Regions from separate parts of the Homo sapiens genome. Here region 1 is linked to region 2. A link is a loop called in an ENCODE intact Hi-C map of the cell type or tissue named here. Cell type or tissue: transverse colon. All regions are shown on one strand. Region 1 overlaps WDR26 (WD repeat domain 26). Region 2 overlaps NVL (nuclear VCP like).

Region 1 (5,000 bases), 120 kb before region 2:
ACTGTGGCTCTACTAAACTAAAATATTTTGAGTCATCTTGAAGCTTTATAAAAAGTTATTTCAAAGGGCATAGTAGAATGGTTTCTACTGTTCTGTTTAGGCACAAACATTTTCTGAAACTTCCATCAACTTTTTTCCCCTGACTGCTGCTTTCTGTCATGTCAGAGGATGAAGTTTTTGCTGCTGCAGCAGAAGTACCTAGAATACCTGGAGGATGGCAAGGTCCTGGAGGCACTTCAAGTTCTACGCTGTGAATTGACGCCGCTGAAATACAATACAGAGCGCATTCATGTTCTTAGTGGGTAAGGAAACTGAGTTCTTGAACTCAGGTTAATGGAGGGCCAAAGTTATATTTCTTTAACATTTTTCCAAAATATAAAATCTTGATTATTGCTAAATTCTTAGATATTTGTCTAGGTAAACTCACTCCTGTGTGGATCAACTATTTTGGTCATTCTAGGAAACTGTTCAGATTAGGATAGAGATATATTTAAGTGGGTGAAAGGGAGAAGAAAATATGTATTGCCTGTGAAATGCTATTTTAGAATGTTCTATGAAAACCCTATTACATTCCAAGGACAGCTTTTGTAGTTAAAAACAAAATAAAAATCATATGATATGGATCACAGTAAACAATGACATTTCCAGTATTGGTGCACACTAACTTTTTTAAGTGAATACTTGTCATGTGCCAGGCCCTTGCTAAGCTTTTCACATAAACAGCCTCATTTAATCCTCACATCAACATCAGTCCTTTTTTGGGGGGTGAAGGGTAGAGACAGGGTCTTACAGTGTTGTCCAGTGTGATCTCAAACTCCTGTGATCTTCCCAGAGTGCAGGGATTACAGGCATGAGTCACTGTACCTCGCCACATTAATCCTTAAAATGTTAGAGTACCCAAAGGTTTGATCCTGGGCCTCTTTATTCTCTATCTACATACTCTTTTTAGGTAATCTCATTCTATACCATGCCTTCACATACTATCTGTATACCAGTGGCTCTTAAATTTAGCTTCTCATCTGAACTCCCAATATGTATATCTACTGGCATACCTGACATTCTCCACTTGGATGTTTAATAGATGTCTCAGTTGTATGAGGCTGGTGTGCAGTGGCACAATCATAGATCACTGCCACCTCTAGTTTCTGGGCTCAAGCCATCCTCCTGCCTCACCCTCCTAAGTAGGTAGGATTTCAGGCATGTACCACCACATGTGGCTAATTTTTTCATTTTTTGTAGAGACAGGTCTCGCTATGTTGCCCAGGCTGGCCTTGAACTCCTCCTAACCTTAAGCAATCCACCTGCTTCGGCCTCCCAAGGTGCTGGGTTAATAGGCATGAGCCACTGCACCCAGCCTCAAAACAAAATTCTGGATTCACCCCTTCATGATAAATGCACTCAACAAACTAGGAATAGAAAGGAACTTCCTTGACCGAATAAAGGGCATTAATGAAAACTCACAGGGCTGGCAGTGAAAGACTGAAACCTCTCTTCTTGTGATCAAGAATAGGACAATGATGTCTACTCTTGCTACGTCTGTTCAACATTGTATTGGAGGTTCTAGCCAAGGAAATTAGGCAAGAAAAAGGAATAAAAGATTGAAAAGGAAAAACTATCTCTGTTCAAAGATGTCATGATTTTATATAAAGAAAATTTAAGGAATCCACTAAAAAACTCTTAGAACTAATAGGCAAGTTCAGCAAGGTTGTAGGATACAAGGTCAATACACAAGAATAATGGTATTTCTATAATCTAGCAATGAATAATTCAGAAAATGGAATTAAGAAAACAGTTTTATTTACACTAGTATAAAAAAGAATAATTTAGGAATAAATTTAACCTCTACAGACCTGTGCCACTTCCAGTATATCGCAAGATCTTCAACCCAGTTGCTTAAGGGAAGAACTTAAGCCTCATATTGCTTTTTCTTTGTCTTTTAACTTTGACATGTATGGCCTAATTCTAAAAAATATAAAATTTTCATTTCTCTGAATCTCCACAGTTTCTAGCCTAGTTAAGCCATGGACATCTCTCCTAGAATATTATAGTAGCTTCCCACCTAGTTACATTGTCTTCACTCTTAATTTCTTTCCTTTTTTTTTTTTGAGACAGAGTTTCACTATTGTCACCCAGGCTGGGGTGCAATGGTGCAATCTCAGCTCACTGCAGCCTTCGCCTCCTGGGTTCAAGTGATGCTTCAGCCTTGCCTCCTGAGTAGCTGGGATTATAGGCATGCGCCACCACACCCGGCTAATTTTGTATTTTTAGTAGAGATGGGGTCTCACCACATTGGCCAGGCTGGTCTCGAACTTCTGACCTCAGGTGATCCACCTGCCTCAGCCTTCCAAAGTGCTGGGATTATAGGCGTGAGCCACTGTACCAGGCTTCACTCTTAATTTCTTAACAATGCATATTTCACACAGCAGCCAGACAAGTAAGCAAAACCATAAATGAAGTCTTTACTCCCTTGCCACTGGCTCTCCAGCAGTCTTAAAACCCAAAATCTCTGTGCAAGGCCACAAAATCCCTGATCCTTTTCTGCCATCTTTTTCTTTATTCATTACTCTAGTGACACTCATGCTCTTTCTGTTCCTTAACTTGCCACCCCTTAAGGCATTTGCACTGCTTGTCCCCTCCATCTGAAATGTATGTCCCCCAGTCTTTGCATAGCTGGGTACTCCTTGCTCAGCTCCCAGCCCAAGCATCATCATCTCCCAAGATTACCCACTGGGTATTCTCGTGACATCACTCTGTTTTTATGTTTTTTCTTTATAGCATTTTTCACTATATGATATGGCTCCAGCATCGAGAACAAATATGTGACACACGAGTTTGTAAATACAAAATGATGGACAAAAGAATGGGCCCAAGATAAGGGCCCATTCCTTGCAGATAAGGAAACTGAGCCTCAAAGAAGTTAAGTAGCCAGCACAATATAAAGCTAATAATTCAGAAAGCAGGACTCAAAGCCTGGTTTGACTGATTCCAAAGTCATTGGTCTTACCCACTACCACATCTTGAAACAATAAATTCTACAGGTTTTTTTCTTGTTGTTTGAGATGGAGTCTGGCTATGTTGCTTAGACTGGTCTTGAACTCCTGTGCTCAAGCAGTCCTCCCACCTTGGCTTCCCAAAGTGCTAGGTTTACAGGCACAAGCCACCACACCTGGCCTGCTAGATGTTTTGATATGGTAGCTGACAAATTTCTTGTTCCGATTACCTTTTTTTTTGAGACAGAGTCTCTCTCCATTATCCATGCTGCAGTGTAGTGGCGCAATCTCGGCTCACTGCAACCTCCACCTCCTGGGTTCAAGCAATTCTCCTGCCTCAGCCTCCCAAGTAGCTGGGATTACAGGCATGCACCACCACGCCCAGTTAATTTTTTTTCTGTATTTTTAGTAGAGACGGGGTTTCGCCATGTTGGCCAGGCTAGTCTCGGACTCCTGACCTCAGGTGATCCTCCTGCCTCATCTCCCAAAGTGCTGGGATTACAGGCGTGCTGATTACCTTTTTAATGCGGTATCTGATTTCTTTGTCATCGGAATATCATTCACATGATGATTTTTTTCCTGCTCTTGTGTCAGAACATATAATTAGTCATATGGGTTTTATTCTGAAGCACACCATGAGTTTTTCACCTAAGGAAATGGCCCAAAGGTGGTGAGATGTGGAACTGGGATCAGAACCCAGGGTTTCTCCTTCTCAGTCCAATGTCCTTTTAGTTGTACCATGTGACTTTCTGTAAACAGAAATTCATTTAAAACTTTAAGATTTAATATGTATTTTCACAAGGACATAGAAGCAATTCTAAGTCACTTTTGTAAAATTTTAAAAATGAACATTTTAAAATATAATTATTGATAATAAACTTTGCCCAAAAAAAGTTGTTTTAGAAACAAAATATTCACAATGGCCAACTTCTGGCTGGGCACGGTGGCACACGCCTGTAATCTCAGCACTTTGGGAGGCCGAGGCGGGCGGATCACGAGGTCAGGAGATCAAGACCATCCTGGCTAACATGGTGAAACCCTGTCTCTACTAAAAATACAAAAAAACACAATAGCTAACTTCCTATAGCGTTTTTGAGTATAATTACTTACATTATTAAATAAGTTTTTTTGATCAGTTAAAGCACTATTTATGTACTAAAAATCAAGAGGAAAAGTAGTTCTGCTGTTTGGGAAGAGACTATTAAATCATTTAGATTCTAAATGAAATATGCTTTATGCAGTTAAGAAAGGGAGGGAGTGATGATACTCATGTTAACTGAGAGGTATAGCAGGTCGTAGACTAAGTACTTAAAATGCTTCATCTTCAAGAATCCTCATTACCCTATTTAATATTCTTTTTACAAGTGAGAGAAACAGATTTGTCTGGCAGAGCATGAGACAGAATAGCAGGAGAGTTACTTGCCAGGTCTAATCTCCATGTTTGAATAATACCTTCACTTCTTTTACTTTCAAAGCCCATTCTTCTGAGAAGAACCAAAACCAGGTCAGGGTCACACTCCCAGCAGGGGCCCCTCATGTATTCTCCAGAATCTGTGAACTTTAGCATTTATCCCACCTTCTGTACATACAGTGAGCAATAAAACAGTTCCCCAGTTTTGTGCTCTGGGATCTCAGTATCTTTCACAAGATGACACAAGGATGATTATCCAGTTATACTATTTTTTGAATGATGTTTATTATAAAGTCTTGAAGATATGTTCTTTGAGTTTTATTTTACTATTCAGAAGTAGTTAAGTTAGCCTAGTGGTTAAGAGCAAGTTCTACAGCTGGAATGCCTGAGTTTATATACCTACTTAGCCTCTTAACCCTAGGCCAGTTACTTAAGCTTTCTGTGCCTTGGTTTCCTCATTTATAAAAATAGAATAATAATAGTGCTTACAGGGTTGTTATAAACATTAAAGGAAGTAATATGTGTTGAGTGCTAGAACCTGCACAATAAGAGCCATATATATAATATATAACAATAACATAAGAATTTGTTCTGTTAAT
Region 2 (5,000 bases):
CTCGGCTCACTACAACCTCCGCCTCCCAGGTTCAAGCAATTCTTCTGCCTCAGCCTTCCCAAGTAGCTGGGATTATAGGCATGCACCACCATGCATGGCTAATTTTTGTATTTTTAGTAAAAATGGGGTTTCTCCATGTTGGTCAGGGTGGTCTCGAACTCCTGACCTCAGGTGATCCGCCCACCTCAGCCTCCCAAAGTAGTGGGATTATAGGCCTGAGCCACCATGCCCGGCCAAAACCATTGATTTTCAAATAGTGTTTTTCACTGGGCCAACATAAAAAGATGAAGTTCCTCAGGAAACTAGCTATTTAAAAAATTTGAGGGGACTGGATAAGAAAAAGTAGGGAAATTAAAATTTGAATATTTGGTTATTCTTTTATGTGTCTGCATAGGAACTTGACCTGCCAATTTTGAAAGTGGCTGCTCCAGAGATTGTGTCTGGAGTATCCGGAGAGTCTGAGCAGAAGCTGAGAGAACTATTTGAGCAAGCTGTGGTGAGTCAGTTAATGACTAATGCCAGGTGGTCAGACGCTACCAGCTTATATTAAAGATCCTGCTTTTTCTGATGCTAGTATTTGTTAACCCACTCACTGGCCATTCTTTTATTAATATAAACATGGTAATTTGCTATGCATGATGGCTAAATATTTAAAGTAGATTTAGTGATACCAGCTGTTGGATAAATAACCCTTTTCATTTGAAATCAAACATAAATGTAATTGGTGAGAAATTCTGGGCCGTCATACCCTGTAGTCATATGTTGAAAATATATTATCCTTATGATATTTTCCACTCACTTTTACTTTCCTCAACTTAAGTTTGGCCAAAAAAAACTTGTAAGCAATGTAAAAATTGTTATTTAGGCTATTATAAAAGCAACCATAAAAATACCAGAATAAATTCTGTCATTCCTTACTAGTAAACTAGGGCAATAATAATACCCAAATCTCACGTGGCTATTGAGAGTATTAAATGAGAGAATTCTTATAAAACCTTCGATATGGTGCCTTGCACACAGCACAAGCCCTGTAAATATTAGCTGTAAGATTATTCACACTTGAACAAATATCACTGTGTTTAAAACTAAAAAATGGTGAAAAGTTTATGTCATTATTAGCAATGACAATATATAGTAGCTGATGAATATCCAATACAACTGTTAGAAGCCTGTGTGAAATTAGAAGAGAAATTATATTTAAGCAGTAATTGAGAAAAAAAAAACATTTTAAATAACAAGAATGGGTAGGCCATCTACTTAGTTATGGTGCGGGCTGACGTTGAAAAAGCTGTGGGCAACACTAGGAGGATAAAGAGAAAAAAGGTGGAAAGGGCAGAGTGCAGAGCAAAGCTGAACTTTCTCAGGTGCTACCTGTTTTCCAAAACGCGGTGGATTCCATTGTTAAATTGGCACGCATAGCCAGAGACAAGTAGTAAATTTTGTGCGTATGGTAAACACGATGAATAAGGATAAGAGGCAAATGGCATCTTTAGGTTGTTAGTTCTGTGTTTAAACCTCTCACTAAACCAGTACTGAGCCAGTACAGTACCTCACAGTAGATGCTCAGTAAATATGTGGCCTAGCACCCCGCTTTTCCTGGTCCCCTCTTCGCTAATGAGAATGAGTCCAGTAAAGCATGTGGATCAGGAAACAAAAAGGTGAAATCCAATCAAGTGATACTTGGTTGAAAACTATGCTTTCTTTAGGCCACATTCTGATGACCATCATTTATTCTTTTTTTTCCCCCATTCAACTTTCCAGGTCACTGACAAGTACTGATGTGCTTGTTTTCTGGTGCTTTTGGCCTCTGTAATTTTACTCCTTTGTAACTGGGTAATATATCTAGCAGTCATAGGCGTCTTTTGCAAACATTGTCATAAGGATGATTAGGGAAGAGATCCAGCTAGCGATAAGCTAAATATCTTTCCCTTTAAGATGTGGTTGTTCCCATGGTTTTGAGATGCCTTAAGCGACGCTGACAGCCTTACTTAGCATAATCACTGTCACTCCTAACCATTGAGTAACTGATTGAGTAAAATGATTTAGATTGTAAATCTAGATAATTTTCTTCAATTTTTTTCATTTTAACTGATCCTTATCTCTTTTTTGTGGTAAAATATATATAACAGAATTTACCATTTTAAACATTTTTTTAAGTTTTTGTAAATTATTTTATGTCTTCCATGATGATTTAGAGGGACTATCTTCAAACCAGTACAGATATTTCATAAATAATACCTGGCTGTTTTCTAACCAACTGAGTAATTTGTTGCATAATAAGCCACCTCACATCTTTCAGCAAGAAATACATTAAATTTGAATAGTAAAGATATTACACAATGAATTAGGACAACAATTTAAATTTGCTTTAAATGTTTCTTTGCGGAAGAGGACACTACACTTCTACTCAATGAAGAGAAACATTTTTACAGTCCAGAGGTCTTTTATTACCACCTATTATGCCATGAATTCACAGGGAAGAGGCTCCAGCAGTTCAGGCTCCTTCCTATTGGTTCTCAGAGTGCACTTCTCTGGGTGGAGCATGCTGACACTTTCCCTTTGGTTTCCTTTTTCTGATCATTTTCCTCCATGTGTTTCAGAAAGCTACCTCGGCTCCTAGAATGCTTAATGTGCTCAATATGCACGTTGATTCTCGCACACATTGATTCTCTTGGCAAGAATCTTGCCCTTAACTTGTTTCTTTACAACAATGCCAGCAGCATGCTGGATAACGTTATAGACTCTTCCAGTTTTGTGGTGGTAACACTTGTGGGACATTCCTTTTTGAACAGTACCCATTCCCTTGATGTCTACAGTATCACATTTCTTTTTCTCTTCTCTTCTTTTCTTTTTTGAGACAGAGTCTCGTTCTGTTGCCCAGGCTGGAGTGCAGTGGGACAATCTCAGCTCACTGCAACCTCTGCCTCCCGGGTTGAAGCAGTTCTCTTGCCTCAGCCTCCCAAATAGCTGGGATTACAGGCATGCACTACCCACCAGCTAATTTTTTTTTTTTTTTTTTTTGAGATGGAGTATCTCTCTGTTGTCCAGGCTGGAATGTCTCAGCTCACTGCAGCCTCTGCCTTCCAGGCTCAAATAATTCTCCTGCCTCAGCCTCCCGAGTAGCTGGGATTACAGACATGCACCACCACACCTGGCTAGTTTTTGTATGTTCAGTAGAGACGGCGTTTTGCCATGTTGGCCAGGCTGGTCTTGAACTTCTGACCTCTGGTGATCTACCCGCCTTGGCCTCCCAAAGTGCTGGGATTACAGGCATGAGCCATGGCGCCTGGCCTACAATATGACATTTCTTATAGATTTGCATACATATAGCCAAAGGAACAGCTCCATGTTTTCTGAACGGCCTAGAGAACATCTCTCAGGTGCCTCTCCTCTTTCTCTTTGTGTTCATCATTTTGGTGAATTACTGGAAGATGGCAGTTCCAACTGAAAAGGCCATTTTAAACATTTTTAAGTGTACAATTCTGTGGCATTAAGTACATTCATATTGTTGTGTTATCATTACCCCCATCCATTTCCAGAATGTCTTCATGTTCCCAGACAGTAAGTCCCCATTCCTCTCTCCTACCAGTCCCTGGCCATCACCACCATTCTACTTTTTGTCTTAATGAATTTGACTACTCTCGGTAGCTGATCCTTACATCTTAACTTATTCTTTCTGAACCGTGTCTAGTTTATTTCTTAAAAACAAAAAAACTGGAGGTGATCTTTACACTGATGTATTAGAACTTTACCATCCTTCCTTATTCAGTGTAGCCTTTAAAATAAGCTTCCGGTACTTTTCAGTGTGGATGCTGGGAAAGTTCTGGAGATGGATAGTGGTGACGTTTACACAACAGTCTGAAAATATTTAATGCCACTAAACTATATACCCAAAGTGGTTAGAATGGTAAATTTTATGTATATTTTACCACAGATTTTTTAAAAAGCTTCTGGTGCTTCTCAAATTTCCTCTTATAGCAAATTATAGGGAAAGACTTGGAGATTCTTACGTTAGTAGAAACCCTCATAACGTTTCTAGTGAGCTTGGGTTTGCTAATTTAAAGTTTATAAACTTGTTGTCTTAAGTTTTTTTTTCTGTGCATATGCTTATCCAAAATCATTGTTTCTGTTTCATAGCATAGCAAATGTATCTAATTTACAAAAGAATTTCAGTAGATTTATCACAAAACATGCATTGATGAAGAGACTATAAATGTGTTACCCTATCTGCAGTCTCTTACTGTGTACTTCTAATCATCTTGGTTCTCTTAAGTCAGGTAAAAATCAGAAGTAACACATGTGAACTGCCTTCTTTAGGGTTATTCTTTTGGCAAATGATCCTTGACCTTGAAGATTTTTTTTAAAATGTATATGCTTAATTGTGCTTCAGTATAGGGGATGCATTTATGATTGTCTTTTTGTGATATTTTTATTTCTAGTCAAATGCACCATGTATCATTTTCATTGATGAAATTGATGCTATTACCCCCAAAAGAGAAGTGGCTTCAAAAGATATGGAACGAAGAATTGTAGCCCAACTCCTAACCTGCATGGATGGTTAGTTTAAAATAATAAATTCATTTTAAGAGAATAAATTTTTTAAAATAGTGTAATTAATACATGAAGATAAAAAATAATATTCATATAGTAAATATCAAATAGTGTAAAAAAAAAGTCATACTGGGCACAGTGGCTCATGCCTGTAATCCTAACACTTTGGGAGGCTAAGGTAGGAGGATTGCTTGAGCCTAGTAGTTTGAGGCCAGCCTGGGCAACATAGCGAGATGCTACCTCTAAAAATAAATAAAAAGAAATAGCACTTGTTTTGTGTACACAAGAAAATTTGAAGTATATATTTTATGTTCCTTGCATTACCAGATTGTAGGTTGCTTCTTCTTCTGATTGATGGACTGATTGATTGATTGATGAGATAGAGTGTTGCTCTGTCACCCAGGCTGGAATGCAGTGGCACAATCACAGCTCACCGCAGCCTTGACCTC

Evidence for each region. Peaks named below come from ENCODE experiments on the same cell type or tissue, not always from the same donor. Only the 100,000 strongest peaks of a DNase experiment are listed, where the experiment ranks them.
Region 1: it touches region 2 in a loop (6-fold over the local background); 5 of 110 quality-filtered maps call a loop at or near these places.

The regions. Positions count from the first base shown.
Region 1 is chr1:224,419,820-224,424,819 of GRCh38, reverse strand. WDR26 (WD repeat domain 26) reads left to right here. Exons shown (of 14, transcript NM_001379403.1): 4 at 166-302. Among named protein-coding and RNA genes, the nearest start is that of WDR26, 12 kb to the left of the region's middle. In transverse colon, no CTCF peak of the experiment used is centred here; no DNase peak of the experiment used is centred here.
Region 2 is chr1:224,296,058-224,301,057 of GRCh38, reverse strand. It overlaps NVL (nuclear VCP like), which reads left to right. Exons shown (of 23, transcript NM_002533.4): 10 at 395-496; 11 at 4,440-4,557. Among named protein-coding and RNA genes, the nearest start is that of NVL, 32 kb to the left of the region's middle. In transverse colon, no CTCF peak of the experiment used is centred here; a DNase peak (open chromatin) is centred at 2,517; H3K4me3 peaks cover 294 bases; H3K27ac peaks cover 1,558 bases.